2 separate regions of the Homo sapiens genome follow, and region 2 is linked to region 1. The links are chromatin loops, found by intact Hi-C in ENCODE. Cell type or tissue: dorsolateral prefrontal cortex. All regions are shown on one strand. Links, peaks and the distances in the headings refer to the core of each region. The heading gives the core; the rest is flanking DNA.

Region 1 (4,389 bases), core at 73-4,072:
TCAGGCATTAGATTCTCATAAGGAGCATGCAAACTAGACCCCTCACATGCGCAGTTCACAATAGGGTTTGTGCTCCTATGAGAATCTAATGCTGCTGCTGATCTGACAGGAGGTGGAGCTCAGGTGGTAATGTGAATGATTGGGAGCAGCTGTAAATATGGATGAAGCTTCGTGCTCTCTCTGTCCCTGCTGTGTGGCCTGGTTCCTAACAGACCACAGACCAGTACTGGTCCATGGCCCGGGAGTTGGGGGCCCCGGGCTTAAACAACAGAACTTAATTTTCTCCCAGTTCTGGAGGTTAAAAGTCCAAGATCAAGGTGTTGGAAGGTTTGTTTTCTCCTGAGGTCTCTGTCCTTGGCTTGTGGATGGCCACCTTCTCACTGAGTTCTCACATGGTCTTTCCTCTGTGTGTGCATTCCTGGTGTCTCTTGGCATGTGCAAATGTCCTCTTCTTATAAGGACAGCAGTCAGAGAGGATTAAGGCCTACCCTAAGGGGTTCATTTTAACTTAATCACATTTTTAAAGGTCCTGCTTCTAAATGCAGTCACATTCTAAGGTCCTGGGGGTTAGGGCTTCATCATATAAATTTTGGGAGGATAGTTGAGGCCACAACAAGTGCTGTCAGCTTTTCTCTGAAGGTAAATTTCCATTCCTCCTGGTGGTCCTTGTCAGAAGGACCTACACATCCCAGAGGTTGGCCACAGTACATCTCTGGCTTATGGAAAATGCTCGTTTCATTATCCCAGGAAATCCAAAGCTACCACGTTCTCTCCACTCCAGCTGATCACTCCATCTCTCTTGTATTTTGGGATTCACAGACATGATTCAGACATCAGCCCTCAGTGACAGTCAACCTCCAGGGACACAGCATCTTGGAGGCCAATCTTGGAGGGTGGGTAGTGGGCAATTGGGACTTGGAGTGCTCCTATTGCTTTCTCCAAAATTCCTCCTCTACACCACCAACTGTTCTTCTCACCCAGCTTTCTTTGTGGGCTGAAGATGGTCAGTTAAGAGGGAAACCAGTTTCGTGCCACTTCTTTTGTCAGCCCTGCATGATGGCCTCAGTGTCACAGCTCACTTTGAAACATGTCTTTTGTCCTTGGCAATACCTGAACTGAGACCATAGTCATTTTTACATCCTGCTACACAAATAGCATCTCATTTAGTTTTCATAAAGAACCCTAGGAGTTCTTCTGCATATGGAAGAGGAATCTGGAGCTCAGAAAGGTTAACGAATTCACCCAAAAGAGATTATTCAGCGAGTGGCGGGGAGGGGAGTAGAGATTCAAGCTTTAACCCACTTCATTATTTACTTCTCTGGGCCTTCATCATCCAGGCTTCTTAGAGCTTTTACCTACTGGAGTTTGGTCTGTGCTGCTAAAATGTTTTCTTCTTAGCAGAAAACTATAAAGGTAAACAACAACAACAACAACAACGACAAACACTTCATCGCTGCTTGCACCACTTGTGATGCAGGGGCTGGCAACAGGAGTGACAGGTGCATCAGGAGCTTTCTTAAGTATGTTGTGAGATGAGCTCTGTGTACCCAGGAAAGTCTTTGACTGCTTGAAAGTCCTCCATCCCTGCCCCACTATAATTTAATCAGCAGAATAATGAAGTACAAGTGAAATATCTTTTTTTTTTGTAGAAATGCATAAAAGCAATTCTGTTAGTCTGTTTTGTGTTGCTGTAAAGGAATACCTGAGACTGGGTAATTTTTAAAGAAAAGAGGTTTATTTGGCTCACGTTTCTGCAGGCTGTACAAGCATGGCACTTGCATCTGCTCAGCTTTTGGTGAGGCCTCAGGGAGTTTTACTCATGGCAGAAGGTGAGGGGGGAGCATGTCACACGGTGAGAAAGGGTGCAAGAGAGTGCCAGGCTCTTTTTAAATGACCAGCTTTCTTGTGAACTTACAGGGTAAGAACTCACTCCATTATCACCAGGGCAGCACCAAGTCATTCATGAAAGATCTGCCCCCGTGACCCAAACATGTCCCACTAGACCCCACCTCCAATGCTGGCAATCTCATTTCAACATGAGATTTAGAGGAGACAAACATTCAAACTATATCAGCAATATTGCATTCTGAGAATTTTATTCAAGGCAGAAGGGGCCATATCATCTCACCTTCTAGCTCCCAGGAGGTACTTAACCTAAAGATGACTTCCGAATATGAAGCTATTTAAAAGAAAAAAAAAATCCTCTTTTTTGTTTAGATTTTTAATTATTTTCTTTACAAATAAAGAAGCCCAAGCCTGTCATTGCCCATTCTTCCTTAGGAAAGGGAAAGCTACATATGGGCCTGGCAGTGGTTCAGAGGCTGCCTGCCAAGGCTGTGTCAGGTTCATCTGGCAGCCGTGCAGAGCTGGGCTGGGCTGGGCCGGGCTGAAGTTGGGGCCCAGGGCACAGGCCTGGGATGGGCTGGAGCTGCAGCTGTCTCCGTCCAGTGAGGAAGGGGAGGATGATATTTCTGTTCACCCACTCAGCAATTATTTAACAAACATTTATTGTGCCCAAGACTTTTGTGGGCTCTCTGCCAGGAAAGGGCAGGTCATTGAATGGGCCCTGGGAAAAATGATGTCTGAGCTTCTCTCCAGTTCTCAGAGAAAGGTAAAGCACTGGAAGCGGGCGATTCAGGGAGAGGGCATGGAGGCATGGAAAAGCATGGTGTGCTTGGAGATCTATGGATGGTTTTGAACTGCTCAAGCACAGGCCGGGGTCAAGGGAGGGCAGGGGTCAGAAGAGGGAGGAGGAAGAAGGTGGAGGAGCTTCCAAATTGGAACTTGGTAGGCAGGTTGGGCCCTGGGAGGGCCACAGAAGGGTCTGAAGCAGAGTTGTGACCAGAGTGGGTTTGTCTTTTAGAGGGAACTCTGAGGCAGGACGGGGACACACTTGAGCATCAGAGGCGTCAAGGCTCAGGGAGAGGGGTGAGGGAAGATGAAGGGCAGAACCGAAGCCCTGGCTGAGATCATGGGAATGGGGAGGGGTTAAGCTGGAGAGAGTGGCAGCCACCTGAGGGAGGGGTTGGTCTAGAATGTCTTTCAGGTTTCTGACTTGAACTACAGAAGGGATGCTATGCCATGATGGGTCAGTGTGTGTGTAGGGGGCCGAGGACCCTTCCCAGCTGGAGGAAGTGGGGCATGGGGGGTCGGGGTGTTGTCCTTTCTTTTAATAAACATACGGAGGGGCTGCCCTGAGCTGCGTGCTGGGAGAGGAGAGCAGAGGGGACACCTTCCATTCCTTACAGAGCCCTTGGGCCAATGAAAGAGCAATTCAAATGCAATGGAGCAGGAAGACCCTAAGAGAGAATTGGAAAATGACTGGGAAAATTTGAATGTAGACCAAGCATTCAGTGATATTAGAGAATTATTAATTTTTTAAGGTGTGATGAAATTATTGTGTTTTAGGTGGGAGAATACCCCCTCATCTTTTTTTCTTTTGGGGAGATGCAAGCTGGAATATTTAGGAGTGAAATATCATGATGTCTGTAATTTACTTGGAAACAAATAAATACAGAGGGAGAGAAGGAGAGACAGAAAGAGAATGTGCAAATATGGCAAAACGTTACCAATTGTTGGGAGTATATGGGAGTTTACTGTACTGTTATTGCACTGTGCTTTTGGCTTTTCTGTGTGAAATATTTTGTAGTAAAAACTGGAAAATACAAAGTAGCAAGCGCATTGATGGGAGGTAAGGGTACCACAGGAACACAATGAATGGCCTCTAATCAGAATTTGATGCATGAGGGATGCTTCTAAAGAAAACAGCATCTAAGACCTGAGGAAGAGTGATCCTTGAAGCGGGGATGGGGAAGAATTTTGGGGAGAATGTACTAGGCAGAGAGGGAACAGCCTGTGTGTAGGCCTGCTGGCCTGTCTTGCTAGAGGAACAAAAAGACATTTAACGTGAGTGTCAAATGTGAAGCAGAGTCACCAAGAGATGGGAAGAGAAAGGTAGGCAGGTCCTATAGAGTCTTATAAGTTTGGACTCTGTCCCAACCACAGCATAACTAGGGGGGCTTCATTTCAGAAAGATGCTGGCTCAGCTGGGTGCGGGGGCTCACACCTGTTATCCCAGCACTTTGGGAGGCCAAGGCAGGCAGATCACCTGAGCTCAGGAGTTCGAGACCAGCCTAGGCAACATGGCGAAAACCCATCTCTACTAAACATACAAAAAATTAGCTGGGCATGGTGGCGGGCACCTGTAATCCCAGCTACTCGGGAGGCTGAGGCACGAGAATCGCTTGAGCCTGGGAGGTGGAGCTTGCAGTTAGGTGGAGGTTGCAGTGCACTGCACTCTAGCCTGGGTGACGGAGCGAGACTCTGTCTCAAAATAAAAATAAAAATAAAAAAGAAAGATGCTGGCTCACGTGTGTGCAGTTGCTAGGA
Region 2 (4,389 bases), core at 128-4,127, 47 kb after region 1:
ATCAAATTTTCAGGCAGGGGCCAGAAAGGAAAAACTAGTTCACAAAGATTTACAGCCTTCAGGAATGTTCCAGAAGGCTTTTCCAGATGGCAAAGGGCTAGAGAGAAAAGGGTCTTTCCAGCTTGGGCTTGACTGGAGGCTAGGAAGGGAGGTCAGGGTGAGAGCAGCGGCAGGAAGGACGGTGTTGGCCCGTGGGACTGATGGTTGTGTTCTGCACCCGGTGAGAGGTGGTTTGAGGGCTAGGAAGTCAGTTTATCTTCCCAAACAGGATAGGTAGAGGAAGAAGGGGGCACGTGACTGCCAGCCCAAGGAAGTCCTTTGGAACAGCAGGCACAAGGTCGATGATGGGAGGAAGGGAAGTGTTAATGAATCACAGAGAGATATGCTGTGTCTTAAACTCCTGACAAGGGGCGGGTAACCTGCCATAGGGAACATGATTGCAGTGTGTAACCCGCCGTAGGGAACATGATTGCAGTGTACCTGGAGCTGCGGTTGTTAACCTAGGGATTGTGCCCCGTGGATAGCATTTTCAGGAATTCTGTGCATGCCCTGAATTTATGAAGAATTCATGCAGAAAAAAAAACAGACATAGTTTTTGGTGAGACAAGGTCTATAGCTTTCAGGAGTCTGTGATCCCCAAAAGATTAGAAACAAGTGACCTGTGTGTATATTCCCTCTATCTCTAGGATCAAAGGTATCTTCTCTCCTGAGCCTAACTCCTCCTCCCCTGTTCCAAGGTGCCTCTTGCCCTGGCAGTGGCAGAAAGCCCTGTCTGGATGCAGTGGTAGGTGCCCCAGCCTAATGGTTGTAATGGAGGGTTTAGTGGGAGGTGTGGGTAGGTCAGGTAACAGCAGATGCTCCGGGAAAAGCTCTGTGCTTCGGCAGAAAGCTGGGAAGCGTCTAGGTGAGTCTATCAGGACAAGATTTTCACTTGGAGACATATTCTGTTTCCTAAAAGTATAATTCCTTTCACGGGAGCGTGGCAACACCCAGGGCTGGCTATAACTGCTGCTTGAAGAGGCTTATTGACACAGTGAGAGCGTCACGTTTGAGATTAGGGCTGTATTTCTCTTGAGAGCCCCTTGGCTCTCTTCATTATACTCAGTTTCTTTTGAAGGATTTATTTTTTAATTTTTTTGTAGAGATGGGGCCTTATCATCTTGGGATTTATTTCAAAAAATAAATCCATCTTTTGAAGGATTTATTTTTTAATATTTTTGTAGAGATGGGGCCTTATTATTTGAGCCCAGGCTGGTCTCAAACTCCTGTGTTCAAGCGATCCTCCAGCCTCAGTCTCCTAAAGTGCTGGCATTACAGTATGAGCCACCGGCCCAGCCTTCTGAAGGATTTAAGAAATAAGTGTTTAGGCCGAGCGTGGTGGCTCATGCCTGTAATCCCAGCCCTTTGGGAGGCTGAGGCGGGTGGATCACGAGGTCAGGAGATCGAGACCATCCTGGCTAACATGGTGAAACCCCGGCTCAACTAAAAATACAAAAAATTAGCCGGGCGTGGTGGCAGGAGTCTGTAGTCCCAGCTACTCGGGAGGTTGAGGCAGGAGAATGGCGTGAACCCGGGAGGCGGAGCTTGTAGTGAGCCGAGATTGCGCCACTGCACTTCAGCCTGGGCCACAGAGTGAGACTCCATCTCAAAGAAAAAAAAAAAGAAATGGGTGTTTTATTACAGCATTGTCCATAGTGACAGAAACCTGAAAACAATTTCAGTGTCTAGCAATAGTGAAATAATAGACGAAACTGTGGAGCATTCATATTATGAAATACTAGATAGCTTTTAAAAGAATATTAGCTCCGTAGGCAGTGACCTAAAGGGAGACCACAATGTTTACTTAAATGAAAAACCAAGCTAGTATAGTACATAGGATGGGAATAGGCAAACAGCTTTTTGTAAAGAGCCAAATAGTAAATATTGTAGGCTTTGTGGGCCATACAGTTTTTGCTACAACTACTCAGCTTGGCAATTGTAGTGCAAAAACAGCTATAGACAATACACAAAAGAATAGGCGTGGCTGTGTTCCAATAAAACTTTATTTACAAAAGCAAGCAGTGGATCAGATTTTGTCTACCAGTCATGGTTTGCAGATACTTTGCATAGTGTATAATATCTTTGAAAAGAAACTTTGAATATCGTGTATGTGTTTTATAAGAATAGGCTCCAAACTATTAATACTGGTTACCTTGGGGAGAAAAAGGGTGGGATTGGCAGTAGGGTGATTATTCATTTTTTCTTTATTCATTTCTGTTTTCTTTGATTTGAAATGAAACACATGTATTGTTTCATAATTTCTTTTTCACGTTCCTAAAATGAAATACATATGCAGTGGGAATTCCCAGATGTATAGAAATGACTTTGCCTATGGAATGGGACAGTTTTGACTTGATTTAAGGGGATTTTGATTGACCACAAGCTTCAAGAAACCATCAGTTGCTAAAAGCCTAACCTAGTTTGAGATGGTGGTAATGAAAGTATAATTTTCTGATTAATAGAGGGGACAGTCCCAGTGTTTTTTGCAACAGTCAAACCATATCTAGGACTTCCTTTTAATTTTGGGGTGCTGAGTTGTAAGGCAGACATGGACAAACTAGATGTTTGCTGAAGACAGAGACTGGGAAGGTGAAGAGTGTGGAAGTGCTGTCAAGAGGAGTGGAGCTTGCTGAGCCTGAAGAAGAGAGGGCAAGCATGGAAGAAATAAAAGCTGCCCTCACATCCTAGAGAGGAGAAAGGAACTGTTACCCATGCTCCAGGCTGTGCCCTGAACCACTGATATCCACTTCTTGTCAAGCAGATGATGGTCCAGCCAGCATGTAAGGGCGAGATCCTTACATAGCCTCCTTCTAAAGTATTTCAGGAGGACCTGGTCTCTGCAAGATTCAGGAGCTTGGGGAGGGGGAAAAAAGTTCCTATGGTGGTTCAGGGCCTGAACTTTGGGATAGATAGACCTGGTTTTGCAACCCTGGAAAAGTTTCTGAATCTCTCCAAGCCTCCATTTTTCCTCTGTAAAAGAGCCATAATAAGATTATGATAATGATACTTATTTCATGGGGCCATTATGAGAATCAAATGAATCAATGCACATTTAGCATTTTCCAGTATGTCTGGCACAATCAGTAAGTGCTCAGTACATGTTAACAGTTTGTTGTTGGCTTGGTTCTTATTATTGTGGTCGTTACTCTAACAGCTGCGGGAGTAGTCTTCTAGTTTGCTCCTGTAGCTGTGTTTGACATGCTGGTCCCCTTAACTTCACAACATTTCACCCCATACTCTTCTTAGCCAAAACCAAGGTGATAGCTTGGCTGCATGGCTTTCTCTGGGCCTTGGTTGTTTTCATCTGTAAAACAGCCTTCACGGTATCTATTGTTCCTATTTAATAAGGCAGATGAGGTATGAAAGACTCCATGGATATATCCTTGGAGAGAGAAATGAAGGATGTAAATCGAAGGTGACACAGTGCCTAAAGCCCGAGTTCCCTGCCTCACCTTTCTATGCATCCGAATCCCACTCCTGCTTTAACTAACCAAGTCCCCGCCTCTTCCGACCATGTGTTTATCTCCTTCCTGGAACTTCCGGGCACCTCTGTCTGCCTTGCCCATTTGGGCTGGTAATTCTATGCTGTATTGATTTGCATCATAAATTAATAATCTCACATGGCTGTGTCATAACCATAACTGTAAGTAAGATCTGAGAGAGTTGGGTCTTTGTCTTACATATTTTCATATTAATAGCTATTTAAAAAAATTATTTTAGAATGAATAATTGATGCCAAGTTCAAGCAGATTGCTGTGTGTCAGAAATGGTGCCAGATGTCTTCACAGATAATCAATATTGAATGACATCACAACACCCCTATAACTCCGCTACCAATGTCTCTACTTTACTGATGAGCAGTGGAGTTCAGAAAATTAGTTAGCTAGCCCGTGACCACTCACGTATAGTAAAAGATTTGTTCTTTCCTATTCTCTCAGGGCCAAGCGGGGTATCAGGCACACAGTATGTTCAGGGTACATTTGATGTAAAATGTCCTTAGCATCCCTCGCTGAAAAATTGAAGATTTTGGCTGGGTGTGGTAGCTCACACCTGTAATCCCATCACTTTGGGAGACGAAGGTGAGCGAATCACTTGAGGCCGGGAGTTCAAGACCAGTGTGGCCAACGTGGTGAAACCTGATCTCTACTAAAAATACAAAAATTAGCCGGGCATGGTGGCGGGCGCCTGTAATCCCAGCACTTGGGAGGTTGAGGCAGGAGAATAGCTTGAACCCGCGAGGCGGAGGTTGCAGTGAGCTGAGATTGCACCACTGCACTCCAGCCTGGGTGACAGCAAGACTCTGCCAAAAAAAAAAAAAAAAAGAAAAATTGAAGATTTCAAAAACTGTTG

The links. Hi-C counts contacts between places; a loop is a spot of excess contacts. Peaks named below come from ENCODE experiments on the same cell type or tissue, not always from the same donor. Only the 100,000 strongest peaks of a DNase experiment are listed, where the experiment ranks them.
Region 2: it touches region 1 in a loop (2.9-fold over the local background); 7 of 110 quality-filtered maps call a loop at or near these places.

The regions. Positions count from the first base shown.
Region 1 is chr11:36,298,460-36,302,848 of GRCh38, forward strand. All of the region lies in intron 1 of PRR5L (proline rich 5 like), which reads left to right. Among named protein-coding and RNA genes, the nearest start is that of PRR5L, 4.4 kb to the left of the region's middle. In dorsolateral prefrontal cortex, for the core only: no CTCF peak of the experiment used is centred there; a DNase peak (open chromatin) is centred at 2,342; H3K4me3 peaks cover 1,717 bases; H3K27ac peaks cover 3,584 bases.
Region 2 is chr11:36,344,936-36,349,324 of GRCh38, forward strand. The region is part of intron 1 of PRR5L (proline rich 5 like); the gene reads left to right. Among named protein-coding and RNA genes, the nearest start is that of PRR5L, 51 kb to the left of the region's middle. In dorsolateral prefrontal cortex, for the core only: no CTCF peak of the experiment used is centred there; no DNase peak of the experiment used is centred there; H3K27ac peaks cover 568 bases.